Regions from separate parts of the Homo sapiens genome. Here region 2 is linked to region 1. The links are chromatin loops, found by intact Hi-C in ENCODE. Cell type or tissue: B cell. All regions are shown on one strand. Links, peaks and the distances in the headings refer to the core of each region. The heading gives the core; the rest is flanking DNA.

Region 1 (2,500 bases), core at 1-2,500:
TTCCCTGTCTCTAGACCCTGTTCTCCTGCCTCACCCATAAAGGGAATTCCCTAGAGATACTAAAGGCTGTCTGTCTCTCTTCTGAGCAGCCCACTCTGCCTCTCAGAGTGTACTTTTGGTTTACAATAAACTTTTTTGCCTACTCTTACTTTGTACTTGCTTTCAAATTCTTTTGTGTGGTGAAGTCAAGCACCTGAACCGGCCCACTGACAACAGCAAGGATAGAAGCAGTGAGATCGGTTACAAGGCTATTACAATAGTTCCCTCCAGAAACGGCAGTACTGAGAGGTGGGGAGAAGTAAGTTCTGGATTTTCTTTTTTTTTTTTTTTTTTTGAGACTCGCTCTGTCACCCAGGGTGGAGTGCAGTGGCGTGATCTCGGCTCACTGCAAGCTCCGCCTCCTGGGTTCACACCATTCTCCTGCCTCAGCCTCCCGAGTAGCTGGGACTACAGGCGCCCGCCACCGCGCCCGGCTAATTTTTTTTTGTATTTTTAGTAGAGACGGGGTTTCACTGTGTTAGCCAGGATGGTCTCCATCTCATGACCTCGTGATCTGCCCGCCTCGGCCTTCCAAAGTGCTGGGACTACAGGTGTGAGCCACCGCGTCCGGCCCTGGATGTCTTTTTGAAAGTAGAGCTTACAGGATATGCTGACTGATTAGACCGGAGATGTCACAGCATGGTGTCAAAGCGACTAATATTTTTGGCTAGAATCACTAAAGTTTACATTTATGAGATGGATAAGACTGTGGAAGGTTTGGGGAAGAAGATCCGAAGCTCAGTTTTGGACCTGTTAGGTTCAACATGCCTCTTAACACATCCAAGCAGAATGGTCAAGGATGCAGTCTTCCACATGGACAGGACATGAAATGTCTGACATCGAACAATAACAAATAACATTTTGACATGAGGAAAAGTATTTGTAATTGTAATTGATAGTTCATTCACTATAATTTGTCCACGTTCTTTTTCAGGCCATGTCATATATATACCTATTAATATTTGTAATAGACAATTTTGCTCTTTTCTACTTAAATTGTTATATACATTTCTCCACATTGCTTTATAGGCCTAACAACCATGTTTAAATTCTGTATCTTCATACAGAGGTAATATTTAAAAAAGAAGACGAAGACAAAAGGACTCCCTTCCCTCACCCATATACCTATGCCGTCTTACTGGGAGCAAACACTTCTTTAGCTCCGCAAAGCGATTGCACTTTCTCTTCCAAGTCGGCAGACGGCGCGCGAGCAGCGTAGGCACTGCTCCGCCTCCAATCCAGTTGCTCTTCTTTCTTTTCCTCACTCTCTTTTTCCTCGCGTCCTTTGCCCCGGAAGTGCTCTTACAACATTGGCTGCCGGCGTGACTTTGACCGCTTCCCGGTGCGTTACCGGCAGCTGAACCCACCCGGCGCCACGGGACTTTGACGCGTGCTCTGCGCTTGCCATGAGACTCCTGGGAGCTGCAGCCGTCGCGGCTCTGGGGCGCGGAAGGGCCCCCGCCTCCCTAGGCTGGCAGAGGAAGCAGGTACCGGAGCATAGAGAGGCTAAATCGGGACCATTCCCGGAACCTTGTGATCCCTTCTGGGCAATGGAAGGCCGTGACACCCCCTGGGTCCTCATGACTGACAGCTCCGAATACTGGCAGTCGCTCGTCAGTGCTGAAAAGCACCTCGGTGCCTGCACATTAGCTCGTTAGCTCGTTTGTTTCGCTCTCTGGTATCCCTAGGGTTTAATCAACTAAAAGTGTCTGTCACTCAGATACTTTGATATTTTATCCACCTTTTCTAAGGTTTTTTTTTTTTTTTTTTGCCTCTCTTTTCCCGTGAATAATTGTGCATTTTGGATGTGCAGTCCTATAGGGAAAGGTTTATATTGTATCTTCATTCCATCTAATAGGGATCCCCATCCCCTGCCACCAGAGTAAAGTTAAAACAAGCTTCATGAATTGTTTTTGTTTGGAGGGAATTGGAAATCTTTGGGGGCTGTCTTGGAGCTACTAGCATCACTGCATAGAGCATATAAGTTCTCAAACATATTTGTCATCTGTGAACTACAATAAAGGAGAAAGGGAAAAAAATTAAGTTAAATTTAAGCTAAAATTTGTATTTTCTATTAAAGTATTTTTTGGAGCTGTCTTTGTGATTTTATCTGCCCCAGTGTGTATTTTCAAATCTGCAGTAAAAAGTGTCTCCCATTTTAATTAAATTTAACTTATTCATTAATTAATTTTAAAAGAATACGTCTTTACTGTCTTGTTTTGAAGTCTGTCCTCTGATTACAAGAGTTCCAGGCTTAAAGGTTTCCCCTGGTGCCTTTCTCAAGCTATCTCATATCCAGTGAGATTTCTTGGAGGAATAATGTCCACCATACTCCTTTTAATTGTCTGTTGTTCTCTCTTATAAAAGGTGCATAGAATTGAGCTCTCGTATTTTTTTCAGGTTAATTGGAAGGCCTGCCGATGGTCTTCATCAGGGGTGATTCCTAATGAAAAAATACGAA
Region 2 (8,484 bases), core at 2,317-4,816, 1.0 Mb before region 1:
TGTCCTCAGACCAGGAGCTGAGGTCAGTGGTGCTCTGCAAACTTTCATCCGAACTTTGTCTCAGCCTTCCTTTTAAGCTCCAGGAAAGACTAGAAGTCACAATCTTAGAGGAAATGGACTTGGGTTTTCATTAAATTTCTCCTGTATGGGGCATTGGGCAATGGGCATGTGAGTTCAGCTTCTGACAATGGTGATTCCCATTGCTCTGTTTGAATAGAAGCCACACTTCAGAGGAGAAAGAACAGGGAGTAACGGTGTCTGGATTTCTGAGTCACCCTGGTCAGGATACACCAGGTCAAAGTGCTTACCTTTCAGTCGTTTGGATGATTTACTGCTACCTGACTGGTCTCCCTTGCCTTGATTTTTCCCTGTCTATGTTTACTTTACTCAGAGGAAATACCTATCTCCTTATCTTACCCTAATCAATAGATGTCTTTGGTGGGTCTCCACTGCTTATCCATTCAAACTCCTCACCTCAGAGTTGCAGGTCCTTCATCACACTGGCTCACCGCTCCCTTCACAGGCCTGCTTTCCTGCCAAGCCACATTTCTAAGAGTTCCCTAAACTCAACCTCTCTCTTTCAGCTTTTCCACCCATTGACTTTATTTCAGAATAATTCCCTCACCCAGAGCACCACACTGCTCTTGCTACAAACCTCTCTATCTGCCCAATTCCAGCCATCAAAGCTTACCCCTAATGTCACCCAAAGTCTAACACGGTCATTATCTCAATGGTGATGATGAGGAGAAGGATGTTGGTGCATAGCATGTATTATTATGTACCAGGCCACATGTTAAGTGTATGGGTCTTTTCCTCAAAACAACCCTACAACATAGGTGGTGTTATTATCTCCATTTGACAATGGAAAAGAAACAACCAATGCACAAAGAGGTGACATGACGCTTCACTCCACCATGGATTGTAGTAAGTCATACCACTTTGCATCTTTCCTTCTAAGGGAGCATGAGTGGGGCCCTAGGCCTCTTCTTTCCCACCCCCTGCCTACTGCAGTGCCTGACACATGGTACCTACTGAGTATATTGGGGTCATTTCAGAAGAGCACAAGAATTCAGCTGCTTATTGTGTTTTCTGGCAATTGGCTATTCTCTCATTTGGTGACTTAGTTTTATATTTCATAGATCAATTCTAGGGTGGACAGAGGAGAGTCGTCTGCCACAGGAGAAGGAAGCATCATGTAGGTTCCTGATGGAGACAGGGAGGAAGGCGGGGGGAATCCTTTCTTCTTCTTTGGGATGGGGGCAGTCACTCCATGTGGCCATCTGTGACCCAGGGCAGCGTATCACTGAATGGCTCCAGTTCTTCAAGCCTGGACAGGATTGGCCATAGTTCTTATGGGAGTGAATGGGTAGGGGAGGGTTAAGAGGAATAAAACAAAAGGTTTGGAACTGGTAACTTTGGTGTATATGTGCATGCGTGCATGCGTGTGTGTGTGTGTGTGTGTGTGTGCTGTGTCACAGAATGAACACTAGAGACTCAGGGCTGATTAACTTCACCAATCATACCCCAGAGAGGGGAAAAGCCAATCTCTCTGTGCCCCAGTGCTTTTGTCTATGGTGGGGGGTACAGGGGGTCATGGCTTCCCATGTGGAGCCCAGGCTTCCTGTCCCAGCTGGCAGTGGAATCTGCATTTCCAAGATCACAGAGACCCAGGCTCAAGCTTGGTGTTGCCACTTATAAGTCAAGTGCCCTCTGGCAAGGAACTCACTCGTTCTGAGCCTCAGTTTGCACCTGTGTTAACACTGGGTAACATACCTGTATTTCAGGGTTGGTGTCAGGGCTGGATGAGACAGCATACACAGACCATGGGCATGAGGCCCAGGCTGGGGCTCAGTGAAGAAGAAGGTGGAGTTTCATCTCAGGCTCCCGCAGTCCATGTGAACCCACGTGGACACTGCTCTATGCATATGTGGTGCTTCTCTGCTATGAAGGCCTCAGCCCCTGGGCCCCCTCAGGCCCAGCTTTCCCCAGCAAGTGTTTCTTCTGCTTCAGGAGAAGCCTGCCTTCAGGGGGGCCAAAGCCACATTGTATGCCCACTGGGTTGTCCTTTGCACGGCTTTAAGAAGCAGGATTCTACTCTGTTTCTGATATCCCATAATAAGAAATGATATATTTTGATACTTCTTTGATTTAATGGGTCTTTAGTATGCATGAGCTAGAATTTTGGAGACCATGACTATAATTTGGGGCTTGTAGGTAAGTACAGGTCGGAGGCTGGACATAATTCACCACCTCTGTGTGTCCTTGGGTCTTCCATGTGTCCCACTCATTCTTTGGCGAAGATTGCTTTAGGATGTTCTATTTGCTTCCTTATCTCCATGCCCATCTTCTGAATTCAGGCAAAGAATAATTCCACTTTAAAAGTTGCTTTAAGAAGCCACACTCCATGGATGAGGAAAATGGAGGTCGAAAGAGATTTAAGTAACACACGCAGGTAATTACAGAGGGTGAGTGGCAGATCCAGAGCAGTGAACAGACCCTGAGTTCCCAGAGTAGAATCTTTTTCAGCTCATGTTGCTATTGGCCTGCATCCGTGAGATGTTCCCGTGTCCATATGCTTTCTATACAATTCAATGTTTTTTCTTCAAATTGACTCATATTTTTATTTCAATAAATTTATCTTAAAGGGAAATTTTATATCATGACTTTATGAAAAGGCGGTATCACTTGCCATTAATAGGAAGTTATTAACTAAAGACAATGCAAAATAGTAAATGAAATTTTAACTGTATATTGTTGCCTGGGCAAAGAAAACATGCTGGAAATCCGTTCTCTTTTATTAGAAAGGATGATTGGCAGGTTTCAGGGATGTTAAAGACCTAAGAGGACAAAACTGAAACTGATTCTGGACCTGATTCCAATGCTATCTAATGTCATCAGTGAGAAGAATTTTTCTCCAATACAATCAGTAGTATAATTCTCACACTTGGAGACCACTGCAGTGGACAATGTAGCCACATCAGATCCCCTTGTTTCTTTAGAGGTCAGCAGACTCCTTATCTTTCCTTGCCCAGCAAGCTCCATCAAGAATATTAAACTTAAAAACAGTTCATAGACATTTTGTTTAGTGACCAAATACCCAATGAACGCCTGACTCCCTTTCATTTTCTCCTGTTGAAGAATACATGTTGAATTTAAGCATACATTTTCATAAATTTTCTTATGGACTATTTTTTCACCTCAGAAACAATGTCAAGGTAATTAAATTTTAAATAATAAGTCAGGGAAGTTGTTCTCAGCAATGGAAAATGCTGTGATTTAAATTGCCAATATACAAATACTTTTAGTTCTTGAAAACCACTGCCAACTGTGCCTGCCGGAAGTTATATGCTCAATAGCTTGCTATGATTGATGCAGGCATTAGTCATTAAAAAAAAAAAAAAAAAAAGGCGAACTAAGTAATTTGCATCCAAAGGATGACATCAGTAACACCATGAACTTGTTGTTCTAGAAACTGACCACTAGATGGAGAACTTGCAATTCAAAAATAAAATAACTCAGCCTCTTCGGTGCAAACATTTTACCAAAGGATCTATTGTACTTACAAACCTGCATCTACACAAGCGAGAAGGTACTACTTGCCCTGAAGATGGTATTCTTTTCTTTTCTACCAGACTTTGATATTCCTCTCCCTCTTTCCTCAGGACAGGTCACTTCTCCCCACAGTCGGTGTTTCTGTGTGAGTTCACCTTTAAAACTTTGAGCATGTCATTATTGTATTCCCAGCCCTGTAACTGAGTAGAAAAATGTGTTCCTTAAGATGTGGTCTCTTTCTTCCCCCTGCCTTGACACTACTCACTCCTGAGCACAAGGGCTTCACATCATCAAGTCTCATTCCTGAATGCGAATCCAGTGCAGCCTGCAAGAGCACCTTGATTTGTAGGAAATTTTTTTCTTCTCCATGAATTACACACCATCTTTATTCTCCGCTATGATAACAGCAGTAAATCCTCTTTAAAGTTTTTTTTTAAAGAAATTCCATATCAATGGAGTGGTTGTTCTTTTACCAACTCTTTAAATATGGCTATAATGAGATATATGAGCCCAGTTCTCAGAGTGAGGACAGGATGTAGGAGTGACACCTTCATGCAATAGGGTCTAAAACAATAGAATACATTGAGATCATTGCAGCAAATCAGTGAGTTTATTTGGAAGTTCTAATTTAGGGCTATCTCTTTCCCCCATGGCTAATGGTGTGTATGTGCATGTGTGCATGCATATGTGTGTGTGTGTGCATATGCGCGCATGTGTGTGCGTGTGTGTGTATTGGTGTGGCATAAAGGGAGAGGGCAGAAGAACTGAAACATTTACTTATTTTCTTTCTATATAAATAGGCACGTGAACAAAATCAAGCACAAAAGAGATTCTTTGTGGCTGGGGTTTCCTGGCTGCAGCCCCAGAACCTAAGAACCCAAAGCTCCATTCCCAAGTGGACTCTCCTAATTTGCTAAATAACCTTGGGCAAGTCATTTAACCTTCCCAAACCTCAGCTTCTCCATCTATAAAGGAGGATGCAGAGCGCTGTCTCTTCCCAGCTTCTCCGGGAAGTTGTGAGGATTAATGATAAGAGAAAGGCAGTCAAGGGTCTGGAGTTTCTTTAAGAAAGGTGCTGCTTACCCTTGGATGAGAGTCCTAAAAATAAAAGAATAAACACCAGCAGTCCAGGCCAAAGTCGCAAGGGCTGTGTGCCTTGTGGTTTCCACATTTTCTATTCCTCAAAGAGGGTTGGCGGGGACCAAACAAAACAAAACACCTAATAAAGCCTTTGTCTGACAAAATTCTCACTGGATTTTTATCCGATTACTCTGTGTCTATAGATGAAATAATTTTTAAACGTCCTGAAAAAACTGAAAGGAAAAAATGTCTCTGCCCAAAGACGCCAGGCATTCCTGCCTAGCCCTTCATCGCATGGAGAGGAAAGAACTCCTCTGACAATTAGCCTTCTATTTTGGTGACAGTAATTATCACCATTAGGGGCTTTGCTTTTGCTCTTATGATGAAATATATATTCATGCTGCAGAGGCTCCAATCTGAGGACTATTTGGGCAGAACCCAAAATGCAAGGAAAGGATCGATTTTAACCTATTTTAAAACATTTGATCTAATTTGATATTTCTAGTTTTCAACGGCTTACAGCAAATAGATGAAAATAAATGTCTTGTCACATGTTGTGCTGTGGACTATGCCTTTCGGTTTTCAAAGACTCCTGAAAACAGGAGGAGAATCCTCTATTAGTGTGTCCGATGCCTCAGGATTTTCCAGCTGTCGTTGTTCAAAGGTCTATCTTTTGGAGCCTGGTGGAATGACCAAGTGGATTATTTGCTCTAAAATTCTGTAAGTGATCTGTTTCTGAGTCTTTTGGCTAAAATAATAAAAAGGGATGGGGCAGAGAGGGAAGCAGCAAGCCCACACAAGTATTTGTGGGTGTATATGCATTCTTGTGCATATTTTCAGGCCAGACATATAATTCTGATTATTTGGAGAGGAGGAGTGCTGCTACTAGCCTCCTTTTGAGAAGTCTAATTCTTGTAATGGCCCACTGCATTCATGAAGGCTTTCGTCTCTAAATAATTAATTTGCCTTTATGCAAGCGTATTTGCCTCTTACAAATCCTAAAACACAACACTGAGGACCCAGGCTCAGCAAACCCGCTTTCAAGCACATAAATAATTGCCTTGGAATAATTAACAATTAACCTTGGTAAAAGGAGAGCTAAACATTAGTATACTATATTAATTCAAAACAGATATTAGCTGTTTGGTGTTAGAAAATGTTATAAACCTATATACAGTTATAAACCTACATGGTCAGTAAGTTTAGTTAGCTGGAATATGTTAACTAGTAGTTTTGATGTAAATATTTAACCCATTTGCTTCAATCTATTTCACAAGCATTTATGCAAACTGGCCTTTTTTTTTTTTTTAAATGAAGGCCCTGAAATCAAGAAGAACTGGGATTGAGACTATAAATGGCTTATCAGGGTTCCTCACTCCACCTGTAGCAAAACTCAGCACAGATGGTCTATGACAATGGATGAACAGCATATTCTTCACATGTAAAGAATTTGGGTGTGAAATACACATAAGCAAAATTTCATCCACTGGGCTGTTGGATTCATGGTGGGGAGGGTTTTTTGTAAAGAAATATACTAAGACAGACCGGGCACAGTGACTCACACCTGTAATCCTAGCTACTCAGGTGGCTGAGGCAGGAGAATCACTTGAACCCAGGAGGCCGAGGCTGCAGTGAATTGAGATCACGCCGCTGTACTCCAGCCTTGATGACCAAGTGAGACTCCATCTCAAAAAAATATATACATAATATAGTGACCAGCCTGGCCAATATAGTGAAACTCCATCTCTACTAAAAATACAAAAAAAACAGCCAGGCATGGTGGCACATGCCTGTAGTTTCAGCTACTCAGGAGGCTGAGGCAGGAGAATTGTTTGAACCTGGGAAGCAGAGGTTGCAGTGAGCCGAGATCATGCCACTGCGATCCAACCTGGGCAACAGAGGCAGACTCCATTGTCTCCTCTGTTGAGAGAGCCATGGAACAGATTCTCCCTCAGAGCCTTCAGAAGGAACCAACCCTGCCTACATCTTGATTTTGGACTTCTGGCCTCCTGAACTGTGAAAGAATAAATTTCTGTTGTTTAAGTCAACCAGTTTGTGGTACTTATTGTTACGTCAGCCCTAGCAAACTAACACACAAGGGTGCTACGATATTACCTCTATTTCACGTACAAGAAACTTGCCCAACATAATCTAGTTAGTTGGCAATGGGTCCTGGATTCAAACTCCAGCCTGGTGCCAGGGTCTATATGCTTTTGCCAACACTTTCCAGATCACTGTGCACATGATGTTGCAAATTTGATCCCTTCTCTCTTTAGTCTAAGTTCTATGGGAACAAACATTATGGCCTCATGTCTGTCGGGTGGAGAGACCACACTGTAACACACTCACGTGTGTGTGTGTGTGTGTGTATGTATATATACACGTGTATATATACACACACATATATGTATGTATACACATATGCATGTATGTATATATATGTGTGTGTGTGTATATATATAGAGAGAGAGAGAGCGAGAGAGAGAGAGAGAAATCCTCAGTTTCTAAGCCTTGTCTGTCTCCATTACCATCCTCATCGGGCAACAATATGAAAATGTTGTGCCCACCCTCGTCACTTTACAGTGAGGGGGCAGAAGCCTGGACGGTGTTCTCCGAGCATCATTCTCATTCCCACCCCTGCTGCGCTTTCAGATATTACCTCGTTCCCTTTCAAATCAGCCAACAGAGCTTGAGATAGAGGAGGATAGAGCAAGAGGGCACTCTCACACAGGGAGTTATGGAGTTCCGCTCCATCCCCAGGGTCCCAGAGCCATCAAGCCCTAGTGTCTCCCTGTTATCCTCATAAAACTGACTCCTTCACACCAACTCCTCTGGTCTAAAGTTTGACTTCAACATCAGCTGACATGCTCTTAATCCTCACTGATTTTCTGACATCTTGGGGTTCGCTTTGTCCTAACCTTGTTCCCCCAGCTCAAGTTTGAGTTTACCATTACTGAAGGGATGTATCCGCTGGAAGTATTCCAGGCCATACATTCAAGGAAGAGCAGCTCCACTCATGGCTGGTGCAGCTGACTGAGCCCACTCCCTCCCACAGGCTATCAAACATCTGGCATTGGACCTCCCTCTCTCTGTAGGCCCCTGTCCCCAAAGCTGCATTGGTGCTTGTGATTTTTACTTTAAAAGAAACTTTTTTCCTGGACTCACAAAGGCAGATGATGCCTCTGCTTGCCTCACTTTTGTGTGTGTGTGGTGGTGAGTTTTGTCGTTTCTGCACTTGTTTTGTGATTGTTGATATTATTCTTATGAACTGAAATCCCAGAAGAATGTGTACCAGGCAGGTTCACTAGACTTGTCCTTTGAAAAAGCCCACACAGACTTTTTTCTGCAGAACTTCCTTTCTGCCACTAGATTTAATCATTAAAGATAGCGATGGGGGCGTCAGGGTAAACAGTGACACAAACAAAACTTCTTGTGTTGGGCACATTTCCTTAGCCTCCAAGATTTTTCAACAGGCCGGCTTTCAGGAAACAATTCTGTTAGAATTCTTGGTAAACTCACCACTGTCCTAAATTGCTTTTAGCTGGTTTGTATCAAGAGCAAGGCAAGGAGAGAGGCAGAATAAATTTCCCCTGGATGAGCTGTATCCTAAAGTGGTATTCCCAGCAAGAGTAAGGGACAAGCAGGGAGAGCCAGGAATTGTCAGCATTGATGAATATTAATTATGTATATACCTGGTGCTGGACAGCTAAGGCACAGGAGTGATGATCGGAAAGCAAGGGACAGGGGATTTTGGAAGCATTATAAACGGTTGTGTTAAAATGAGGTAGCTCATGAGCCTGCAAACAAGGTATCAAAAAGGAGAAGGCAGGTGGACTCTCCTAGGACCATAAT

What was found. Peaks named below come from ENCODE experiments on the same cell type or tissue, not always from the same donor. Only the 100,000 strongest peaks of a DNase experiment are listed, where the experiment ranks them.
Region 2: a loop joins it to region 1, with 11 times the contacts of the local background. A loop is called at or near these places in 12 of 110 quality-filtered maps.

Annotation. Positions count from the first base shown.
Region 1 is chr3:158,643,190-158,645,689 of GRCh38, forward strand. It overlaps GFM1 (G elongation factor mitochondrial 1), which reads left to right and starts at 1,338. Exons shown (of 18, transcript NM_024996.7): 1 at 1,338-1,526; 2 at 2,440-2,500. The coding sequence starts at 1,446. In B cell, for the core only: CTCF peaks have their summits at 1,244 and 1,444; a DNase peak (open chromatin) is centred at 1,312; H3K4me3 peaks cover 1,227 bases; H3K27ac peaks cover 793 bases.
Region 2 is chr3:157,614,842-157,623,325 of GRCh38, forward strand. No RefSeq gene overlaps it. Among named protein-coding and RNA genes, the nearest start is that of VEPH1, 120 kb to the left of the region's middle. In B cell, for the core only: CTCF peaks have their summits at 3,480 (motif pointing right) and 3,680; a DNase peak (open chromatin) is centred at 3,460.